Regions from separate parts of the Homo sapiens genome. Here region 2 is linked to region 1. The links are chromatin contacts, found by Hi-C or POLR2A ChIA-PET in ENCODE. All regions are on one chromosome and are shown on one strand. Each heading gives the region's core, a stretch centred on a gene start or an enhancer-like site at or near the end of the contact. The rest is flanking DNA. Distances are from core to core; before and after follow the strand shown.

The links. A loop is a pair of places that touch in the nucleus more often than their neighbours do. ChIA-PET counts read pairs that join two places held with the same protein, here RNA polymerase II (POLR2A). Pooled maps may share reads with other maps.
Region 2: a loop to region 1 is called in a pooled map, with 6 times the contacts of the local background. The contact joins the promoter of TTLL12 here to the promoter of TOM1 in region 1. A Hi-C loop is called at or near these places in 2 of 50 pooled maps. POLR2A ChIA-PET finds 5 or more read pairs at or near these places in 2 of 52 experiments (CD4-positive, alpha-beta T cell and activated B cell).

Annotation. Positions count from the first base shown.
Region 1 is chr22:35,297,524-35,303,158 of GRCh38, forward strand. TOM1 (target of myb1 membrane trafficking protein) reads left to right here and starts at 2,371. Exons shown (of 15, transcript NM_005488.3): 1 at 2,371-2,457. The coding sequence starts at 2,406. RefSeq lists enhancers at 1,946-2,468, 2,395-2,544, 2,469-2,991, 2,945-3,104, 3,515-4,036.
Region 2 is chr22:43,184,681-43,190,315 of GRCh38, forward strand. It overlaps TTLL12 (tubulin tyrosine ligase like 12), which reads right to left and starts at 2,454. Exons shown (of 14, transcript NM_015140.4): 1 at 2,213-2,454. The coding sequence starts at 2,389. RefSeq lists enhancers at 1,105-1,609, 1,550-1,629, 1,640-1,699 and silencers at 2,080-2,299, 2,340-2,499, 2,748-2,867.

The sequences.
Region 1 (5,635 bases), core at 1,121-3,620:
CTGCTCACTGCAAGCTCCGCCTACCAGGTTCACGCCATTCTCCTGCCTCAGCCTCCCGAGTAGCTGGGACTACAGGCGCCCACCACGGCGCCCACCACCACGCCCAGCTAATTTTTTCTATTTTTTTAGTAGAGATGGGGTTTCACCGTGTTAGCCAGGATGGTCTTGATCTCCTGACTTCGTGATCTGCCTGCCTGGGTCTCCCAAAGTGCTGTGATTACAGGTGTGAGCCACCGTGCCCAGCCTGCATGGAGTTTATGATTCCACTTCCTGTTTGGGGGCATATGAGTTGTCTCTGTTTTTGTTTTTTTTTGTTTTTTTTTTTTTTTTTTTTTACCATGAATAAAGTTTACAAGAACTTGTTAAAAGCTTAAAGGAAGGGCCAGAGATGGTGGCTCATGCCTGTAACCCAGGGCTTTGGGAGGCTGAGGTGGGAGGATCACTTGAGCTCAGAAGTTCAAGGACCAGCCTGGGCAACATAGTGAGACTTTGCCTCTAAAAATAAATAAATAAAGGTTAATGGAAGAATCCAAAAGAAGTTCATGCTAAACATAACTCCATATGACCAAGCAATAAGGTTAAGTGAAGAAAGACATGGAAAGTGCCTTGACCTGAAGGTCATCTTAAATGGCCTTCTCCCCGCTTATACTCCAAATACCATTACTGAAACGTAGATCTATTTAAGCTTTCATGTGCTAGTTACTGGGTTAGACAATAGTGGGGAGCAAAACAGAAATAGTAGCCCAGCCCCCAGGGACATCCAGACTCGTGGGGGCAAAGGCATTTGTGAACAGGTCTCATGAGTGTTGTGGAAACACTTCAAAGCAGTTTTTATATTGTACAGTAAAGACATCGGACCCCATGGCTGCTCAAACAAGTGAATCTACAGAGGTGATTAAGTTCTAATTTAGGTTTGTTTTTTTTTTTAAGACACAGCCTTACTCTGTCACCCAGGCTGGAGTGCAGTGGCACGATCTCAGCTCACTGCAATCTCTGCCCCCCTGGGTCCAAGCAATTCTCATGCCTCAGCCTCCCAAGTAGCTGGGACTACAGGCGTGTACCACCACACCTGGCTAATTTTTGTATTTTTAGTAGAGACGGCATTTTACCATGTTGGCTAGGCTTGTTTTGAATGCCTGACCTCAGGTGATCCACCTGCCTCAGCCTCCCAAAATGTTGGGATTACAGGCGTGAGCCACCACACCTTGCTTAATTTAGGTTTTCTGTCATCCAAAATTTGTGCAGTCAATTTACTAGCCTTTCAGATTTAAAAACCACAAACATCACAATAAGTACTTAAGCACCCACAGTAGCCAGACTACTAAGGCCATGGTTATTGTATTTTTGGAGTACATGCCAGAAGAAAAGGTCATAACCCATAGATAGGTATCTAGTGTGTAGGTGTCAGCAGACACACCACACACAGCCAGGAAGGCTGAAGAGATTAGAATCACAACGCTGGGAAAGGCCTTTGAGATTCTTAGCTTGGGGTCCACGGTTGTACTTCAGGGACCCCAGAAACTCCCTGAGGTTATAAGCAAAATTGTATCGCTGCCTTTTTTCTTCAGAAAGGCTCATGGCTTTTGTCAAATTCTCAAAGGAGACTGTGACCTAAATAAAATATTTTTTAAAAATGGTTACGAGTCCTTGATCTAATTCCAGTATCTAGAGAAAATGGGAGCTATGTTTGGCTCACACAGTAAATTTATGGCAGAGACGGGTATTAAAGCCCCACTCGTGACTACATCTGTGCTTTTTGCCATCCTGGGCGCTAGAGGGAATTGCGCTGCAATTCATTAAATTGCCTCTCAGTCTCAACAGATGACAAACCCCTTGCCCTTGCCTCTGATTTAAGGTAAGATAATTTGGGCTGCGAGCAGGGTGCATCTTGGAGCGGGGAGACCTTGACATCAAACAGGAAGAGTCTTACCGGGACAAGGAGACAACAGCCCAGAGAGGCTGTCACCCAGGGTAGGTGTGCAGTCACAGTGAGGTCCCAAGGACTAAGGGCTATGACCCTAAGAGTCTCGGCTTCTGTGTAACTCACCCAAGTCACTTCCCTGGTCTACGACCCAGTTTCCCAAATGTGTAAAGGGTCCTTTAGACCTCGCCCTAAAAGGTCAGGGGCGTGGCTTAAAGAGGACCGCGCTTCCCGGGCCCCGACCCCAGACCCTACATCGTGTGTGACGCCCGCCGCCGCCGAGCAAGCCGCAGTGAGGTCATCGCCCTCCGCCTCGGGGGCGGGACCCTGGCGTCTCAGGGCGGGGCTTGTGGTCGAGCTTCGCGGTGCCACCGCCCCGCCCACGCCTCCTCGCCGGCCTCCGAGTGCGTCACGTGACGGGTCGGTGGCGCTGGCGGTTGCTGTCAGCTGATTCCCGGGGTTGGTGGCAGCGGCGGTAGCAGCAATGGACTTTCTCCTGGGGAACCCGTTCAGCTCTCCAGTGGGACAGCGCATCGGTGAGTCCCTGGAGCCCCCCACAGCTCCGCCCCGGTGCTCCGCACCCAGCTTCGGTCCCCTGGGAAGCCTCCGGGTGCCTAGTCACGGAGGCAGGGAGGGCAAGGAGGCTGGCGTGTAGCTCTCCGACCTGGCTCCGCCCAGCTTTCCTCCCACTCTTGATTGACAAGAACTTGGGCCATTAGGAAGCCTTGGCTTGTGATAGATGTATATGACAGCCAGTAGGTAAGGAGAGAGGGTGGGTCCGGATGCCCACGGCGCAGCCAATGTGCGTCTGCTGGGGTCCCCAATCGAGGGAGAAAGTTTTCGTGGTTAAAGGGACTGCGTGGTTGGCAGTGGCTGGGCCACTCTGCTGGGTCCCGCCGCCTGGGCTCTGGCCAGCTCCTTCCTGGCTCACCGGGCCCTCCGGACACAGACACCTGAGAAGGGCTAGAAGTCCCTTCTCCCAGGACCGCGAAGCCCCGGGCTTGGCGTCTTGGGGCCAACTGGCCAGAGGGGCCCAGCGCCGGACAGCCCGCGGCCAGGCCTCACAGACCCGGGTCTCAGGACGTGTCCGCCTGGGCTCTTTTCTCGACCCAACCTCAAATGGACCCGCACAGACTCTCAGAACCTGAGCAGACAGTGGTCGGACAAACCCTCCTGGTCAGCCCATCTCGGTGCTCCGTAGGTGGGGCAGCCGGGAACTCGGGCCAAGCCAAGCCCAGGGCACCTGGCGCCTGTCTGCTGGTCCGTGGTTCTCTGCACCCTGGTGACAGGATACTCACAGTTCTGTGACGCAGCCTCCCTGGGCCGAGGTTTCCTCACCTGTAGTTGGCGGGCAATAATGGTCCCCACCTCCGTGGGCTTGTTGTGAAGATTAAATTCCTTAATAAATGTGAAATACTTAGAACAATGCCTGGTACATGGCCAGTGCCATATAAAAAAAAACAGTTGTAATATTTATTATCACTGGGCTGGGCACGGTGGCTCCCGCCTGTAATCCCAGCACTTTGGGAGGCCAAGGCGGGCAGATCGCTTGAGCCCAGGAGTTCGAGACCAGCCTGGGCAACATGGCGAGACCCCGTCTCTACAAAAAAAAAAAAAAAAAAAAATACAGAAATTAGCCGGGCGTGGTGGTGCGTGCCTGTGCACCCAGCCACTCGGTAGGCAGAGCTGGGAGGATTTATTGGATCTGGGAGGTCAGGGCTGCAGTGAGCCCTGATGGCGCCACTGTACTCCAGCCTGGACGACGCAGGGAGAGCCCATCTCTTGAAACACATACACATACACACACACACACGCACACATATATATAAAAATATACACATACAAACATACATATACATACACATACATATATATTATATGTATTTACACACACACGTTGTTCCTGAGATCACCAAGTGAAGGTTAGGAATCCCTGGAAATCGCTTGGCAGTAGATCTCATAGGTGCTCATTCTTGGGCACCAACACCATGAGAACCGACATGCCTTCACCCAAACAGCCACACTTCTCCGGAGGATGGTTTGGGTGTTCCGCATTCTTGCATGAAGAAACCATCGCATTACCGTGAAATTACTCTTCATCTTTTTTGATGACGACTTTTCGTCTTAAGTCCAGACTGGGAAAACTTTAAGATGAGACATATTTTCCATTCTTAGTGTCTTGCGAAACCTCACGAAAGCTTGTCGACCCGGCTCTGTGTTGTAATCGCCACCGTGGCTGTCGGTGGCTCTTCCGAGGTTTTGTAATCAATGCTCTCCAAGGGGGAGGTGGCAGTCCAGGATTTACACACCAGGAAGCTCCTGAACCAGGGAGAGGAACTGCCCTCTCAAAGGACCCCTGCCCTCCCCGGACACACACCCACCCCACAGTGAGTCATGGTTTTTTGGAGCTGAAAAGAGAAGGCAGCTCTCCTCTCATCTATATTTCTCTGACTACAGAAACCACTGCTTTTATCACATGCCAAGTTTAAGACTTACTACTTAAAAATAAACAAGTAAATAAAAGACCTGGCTTCAAAGTCAGCCACATACTCTTAAGGCTTTCTGGAAAAGCTCACCTGGGTTCTGGATTTCAGCTAATCAAAGCAAACTTCTCTTCTTACCTTGAAGCGTTGCCTTTCTTGGGCAAGAAATACTTCTGTGCAAAGAGAATGCTACTAAATCATAATACCTTAAAGCACAAATGGAATTTTGCAGGTAAAAGAGCCTTACCTTGGGGATCTTCTAACCCAGTGGTTCTCATCAGAATTCCTAGGAGGGCTTGTTAAATAATGTCGGGGCCCCAACCCCAGAGTTTCTGACTCTCCAGGTCTGCGGTGGGACTCTAGAATGTGAATTTCTTTTTTTTTCTTTTTCTTTTTCTTTTTCTTTTTTTTTTTTTTTTTTTTTTGAGACTGCGTTTCGCTCTTGTTGCCCAGGCTGGGGTGCAATGGCACCATCTTGGCTCACTGCAACTTCCGCCTCCCGGGTTCAAGCGATTCTCCTGCCTCAGCCTCCCAAGGTAGCCGGGATTACAGGCACGCTCCGCCACACCCGACTAATTTTGTATTTTTAATAGAGATGGGGTTTCTCCATGTTGGCCAGGCTGGTCTCAAACCTGAACAGGTGACCCACCCACCTCAGCCTCCCAAAGTACTGGGATTACAGGCATGACCACCGTGTCCGGCCTAGAATGTGAATTTCTGTTGAGTTCCCGGGTAATGCTAATGCTGTTCCAGCCCATCCCCTTCATTTTACACTGGCGGAGACTAAGGTCCAGAGAGGGGAAAGTGGAGGCTGTGACTCATCCAAGACCCCAGTAAATTGACAGCAAAACTGAGTCATTGAAATTTAAACCAAAGCTGAAGAGGCTCCAAAAGTAGAATTAAGAGTTTGAGTTAATCCCCTCAGTATTCCATATTCTTTTAGATAAAGAGGCGGAGGAAGTACTGCTCCCTGGCTGTGATTACTGATGACACAGTATAGCTGCTTATAATTCTGTAAACCAGGCCCCTCCTTGCTGCAGGAGTACCATCTCTTCTCAAGCCTGCCGACTCCCATGCCCTTGTTGATAGTAGAGCTGTAGAGCCATATGGAATTGACATCCCTCAGATGGTGATTCTAATGATGCTAATCAGGAATGAGTGTCAGTCACTGGAATCACAAAGTTCTCATCCACCTCCCCTCCCAACACACACACACACACACCCCTTTGTG
Region 2 (5,635 bases), core at 1,204-3,703, 7.9 Mb after region 1:
GGGAGGCTCAGAGGGCTGGAATCCAGACCTCGGGCTTCCGCCCCAGTACTCCAAATCCCTAGGGGACAGCGTGAGGCTGAGGGTCAGAGAGCCTGTCTCAAGCCTGGCCTGGATTCAACCCAGCTGTGAAATGGGGTGCTGGGTTTCTCCTTCACCACAACCCCTTCATGGCAGGACTGGAAGAGCTCCCCAGGAGATAAGGGGAGTGGTTTTGCAACTGGGAAGCTTGTGCAGACAGAAGAGTAGACATTTTAAAAACATCTCTTCGGCCGGCCGTGGCGGCTCACGTCTGTAATCCCAACACTTCGGGAGGCCAAAGCGGGCGGATCACGAGGTCAGGAATTCGAGATCAGCCTGACCAACATGGTGAAGCCCCATCTCTACTAAAAATACAAAAATTAGCTGGGTGTGGTGGCGCACGTCTGTAATCCCAGCTACTCGGGAGGCTGAGGCAGGAGAATCATTTGAACCCGGGAGGCAGAGCTTGCAGTGAGCCGAGATCATGCCACTGCACTCCAGCCTGTGTGACAGAGCAAGACTCCGTCTCAATTAAAAAAAGAAAAAAATTATATATATATATATATATATATATATATATATATATATATATATATATATATGTATGTATCTTCAAGTTTCCCCATCCTTTCCAGGGCAGCCGGCCTAAGGTGAGGCAGGAGGGCTGATGGCCAGGGGTGTAAGGGCCCACAGCGCTGGCAGGTGCTGCTGCTGCTGGCGGCCTCCTCCACACCTGGGCCAGTAGCAGCAGGAGGCTTCACTCAGGAAGAGCTGCAAGTTTGTGAATGGTAAAGCAGTGATTCAGCTCTGTCCTTAACGGCTGGGGAAGGGTCACGGAAAAACACTGGCTGCCCCTTAGTAGGGCAACAGCAGGCAAGGCGGCCTGGGCAGGGGACGTGGCACGGTGGCGACCACCCTCTGTGTGCCAGGCATATTTCTCATGCCACCTCCCATCCTTCCAATACTGTGGGAGCCAGATGGTGTCTCACCATCCCCTTCCCAGATGGAGAACAGGTCTCAGACGGGCGAGTGACCGCCCGAGGGAGGGCGTGCTGCCGTGGAGGCTGGCTGGGCAGGAGCTGGTCATTCCCACTGTGCTCCTTCCACGCAGCCCATGGGAACCTTTTTGTCCTCATGAACAAACCAAGGTCCCTTCCACCCAGCACAGGCCTGGGACCAGAGTGGTCCTCGGAAAGCATATGGCAGAAGTGAGGGGCAGAGGAAACTCTCTGTTACACTGTAGCATAAGGAGGTGCCACTCACTGCACGTTTCCAGCAGGAAGGTTCCTAGTCCAATCAGGATTACACAGAGAAAAACTGGCTCAGAGACCGTAGAGTCTGGCCAGCAGCCAGGCTCAGGGACTCCTAGTTCCCGGCCCGGGTCCCTGTTCTTGGCTCTGGGGTTTCCACTTCATCACCTGCGCCACTAGGCTCATCTCCGTCCGGGAGACAGCACCTGGAGGAGATGTCGGGTCCCAGCTAAAGAAAACACCCCCCCCCCCGCCAGCCCGGGAAGGTGCTGTGGCCTCAGCCTCTGGGCACGCAATAAAAATCCAGGGCTCATCCCCAGCCAGGACAGTGGGGAACGCTTTGGAGTGGAGGAGGCAGGTGAGCCGGATGGGCCGTCCTCACAAAAAGGGAGAGAACCTAGAGGCTTCTCAATCTTTTCCATTTTTCTTTAGATTTCTCCTCCACCTCTCACAGCCTGTTTTCTTTAACCTGCAAGATGAGGGGACCCCGAGGCTCAAATCAAATGAAAAAACACCGAATTCTGTGAACCCAACAGTTACAGCTACACAAATTCACGGGGTTCCCGTTGTCCCTGTGAGGCAGCGGCTGAAAGAATCCCTCTGAAGGGACTCTCGGAGCCGCAGTGTTCTCATCTGTGAAGTGGGGGTGATGAGTTTCACTCCTCGCAGGGCTGTGTCAGGCTCGGGTGTGTGGAGGACCTAAAGTTCCCAACGCAGCCCTCAGCCGGTCTCGGGCCCGGGCAGATCAGGGCCGCAGGTACCCCGGTCTCCTGCTGTCACTCTTCGGCCCCCAACTCCACGCCGCTCCAGAGCTGCCCAGGACGCGCTCTGGGTGGCTCACCGCGGCTCCCGCCGCCCGGGAGCGCTCTTCCCTGTCCCGCGCCGCGGGCTCCCGCCGCGCTCCCACCCCGGCCGCCGCACGTGCCCGCCGCCCTTCCCCGCACCTCGTGCTCCAGCTTGTGCAGGAGGCGGCCCCAGTAACGTTCGGGGACCCCCGAAGCGCGCAGCGCCGGGCCGTGCAGCGCCGCGAACTCGGCCAAGGCCTGCGCGCCCTCCTCCGGCGTCTGGCCCGGGCTGCTACGCTCCGCAGGCCGGCGCTCGGGACCCCGCTCGGCCTCCATGGCGCCAGCACCCGCGCCGACTCCAGCGCCGCCACCGCCGCCGCCGCCCGCCGTCCGTCGGCCCTGCCCTCCCGCCTCCGCCCCCTGCCCCGCCCCGCCCTCCTCCCAGCGCCCCCCCCCCCGCCCCGCCCTCCTCCCAGCCCCCCCCCGCCCCGCCCTCCTCCCAGCCCCCCCCCGCCCCGCCCTCCTCCCAGCCCCCCCCGCCTCCGCCCCCCGCCCCGCCCGCCTCCCAGCACCCCCGCCCCGTCCTCCTCCCAGCCCCCCGCCCACCGCCCCGTCCTCCCCCCAGCCCCCCGCCCCTGCCGCGCCCCCTGCCCCCGCCCCCTGCCCCCCTCCCCACCGCCCCGTCCTCCTCCCGGCCCCCCCGACCCCTCCCCTGCCCCGCCCTCTTCTCGCCCCCTCACCCCGTCCCGCCCCGCCCCCAGTCCGCCTCCAGCCCGGTTTGCCGCGGCCCCCGGGCAGGCCCTGCGCATCGGCGGGGTGCGTGCGAGAGCGCGCGAGCTTGCCAGGAGGGGGCGCGCGTCTGCGACCGCGCCTGTGGTTTGGCTGCCGCCGTGTGCGCACGCGCACCTGATGGTGGCTGAGCTTTTCTCGCTCAGCGCGCGGCGACCCCGGGGAATGCCGGGAGGGCGGGGTGCCTACGTATAGGGCGCTGTCAGGACCGGAAAAGGCCCCACCGACGGCCCGGAAGGTGTCCTGGGGCCCGAACCCGGTGAGGCGGCGCTTCTGTGCCTGCACCGGGCACACAGAGCTCGCAGGCCCCCTGCCTTGGGAGCTCTCGATTCTTGTGAGCGTTTCACCAGATTTGGATGCTGCAAAATCGTGGCCCTTCTCAATTACTTATATTTGGATTCGGAATGTCAGTTGATCCAATTAAGACCAAGTGTACCCGTCAGAGGAATTTACTCCTACATGTCGGGATGTTTCGAAGTGCAGTTGAGCTGGGCGTGGTGGCCGCGTCTGTAGTCCCAGTTACTCGGGAGGCTGAGGCGGGAGGATAGCTTGAGCCCAAGAATTCAAGTCCAGCCTCGGCAACATAGCCAGACTCCCTCTTTAAAAGAAAACAGTTCAGTTATAGAATTTCAAAAGACATTCTCTTTTGAACTCTCATTGAGTTTTATTGCTCCATAGGGATACATTTCAATGTCTTCCTTTTTGCAATTTTGTAAGAATTGTAATTTGCTAAAAAACAAAGGCTGAAAATTTTTTGGAGCTTCAGATGCTATTTTGATAACATTTTTGAACTGAGTTTGAATAAAATGCACCAATTCACGGACTTGTTCAATTCCATTGTAGGAAGCAGGTGGGTCTGCAAAGGCAAAAATTTCCAAACTCAAGTTGGTGAGGGCTGCAGAGAAAAACATTTTATTTATTTATTTATTTTGGGATGGAGTTTTGCTCTTGTTGCCCAGGCTGGAGTGCAATGGTGCAGTCTCGGTTCACTGCAACCTCTGCCTCCCGGGTTCAAGTGATTCTCCTGCCTCAGCCTCCCAAGTAGCTGGGGCTACAGGTGTGTGCCACCACGCCTGGCTAATTTTTTGTATTCAGTAGAGACAGGGTTTCACCATGGCCAGAGGAAAACCCTGATTCCTCGGTTTTTGTTGTGGAAGCCAAGGCTGAGATTGTACCATTGCACTCCAACCTGGTCAACATAGCGAGACTCCATCTCAAAATAAATAATATAGTAAAACAGCATCACAATGCTAGGATGGGGCATGCTGGCTCACACCTGTAATTCCAGCACTTTGGGAGGCCAAGACAGGAGGATCACTTGAAATAAGGAGTTTGAGACCAGGCTGGGCAACAAAGCAAGACCTCGACCCTACAAAAAGAAATTTTTAATTAGCCAGGTATAGTGGTACACACCTAGTGCACCTCCCGCTTCCACAACCCTTCCATCGGTCCCGCTGGGGAAGACAGACTGAGTCTCAGTTGTGTCAGGTACTGGTCAGATTATGTGAACATTCCTGACCCAGCCCCTTTGACCAGGAGAATGTGAGGCTCTGACAGGGCAGTCCTCTTTCACATGCTCCTCCCCAAATGTAAACCCAGTTGTATCAGATCCCTACTTGGAACCCTTTGTGGTTCAACTCTTCACCTGAGCTCCAAGGCTCTGTGTGAGCTGGCACTGCCAACTTTTCCAGCCTCTTTTCATTACACTCTTCCCCTCACACTGTGAGTCCCTGTATCTCTGGTTGTCTTCAGCTCCTGGAAAGCATTGTGCTCTGTTTTCTGCCAGAAAGCCTTTCTCCCCATGCTCACTTTGTAAATCCTGACTCATTCTTCTCAGCTGAAATGTTGTCTTCTAAAGAGGCACTGAAGAATGTGTATTTAATCAACATAAAATTACTGCTCTGCTCCCATTACTGCCACCAACCCCCTCCCCCTCCAGACAATTGAAAAAAAGGAGAGAGAGAAACAGGGAAAAAAAAAAGAGTTTAAAAGTCCCTTCCATAGCCGGGCACAGTGGCTCATGCCTGTAATCCTAGCACTTTGGGAGGCCAAGGCGGGTGGATCACCTGAGATCAGGAGTTCGAAACCAGGTTGACCAACATGGTGAAACCCCATCTCTACTAAAAATACAAAATTTAGCCGAGCATGGTGGTGGGCACCTACAATCCCAGCTACTCAGGAGGCTGAGGCAGGAGAATTGCTTGAACCCAGGGGTGGGGGTATGGAGGTTGCAGTGAGCCAAGATCGCATCAACTCACTCCAGCCTGGGGGAAACTCCGTCTAAAAATAAAAAAGGCCCTTCCATCCTGAAAATCCAAGCCCAGGTTGACCTTTGGTCCCTGATAGCTTTTTGTTCTGAGAGCTTTGCCAAGGGTACTCATACAAAATGGGTTTTTCATACAACATGGAGCCTAAACCCAATACAATGACTTTGTGAAAGTTGATCATAAGAATTGGGTCACCAGGCGTGGTTGCTCACCCCTGTAATCTCAGCACTTTGGGAGGCCGAGGTGGGTAGATCACTAGGTCAGGAGTTCAAGACCAGCCTGGCCAAGATGGTGAAACCCCCGTCTCTGCTAAAACTACAAAAATTAGCCTTGGTGCGGTGCCTGTAACCCCAGCTACTTGGAAGGCTGAGGCAGGAGAATTGCTTGATCCCTGGTGGCAGAGGTTTCAGTGAGCCGAGATCGTACCACTGCACTCCAGCCTGGGCCACAGAGTGAGACTCCAACTCACAAAAAAAAAAAAAAAAAAAAAAAATTGGGTCATTCTTGTCATAATTAAAACAGAGTT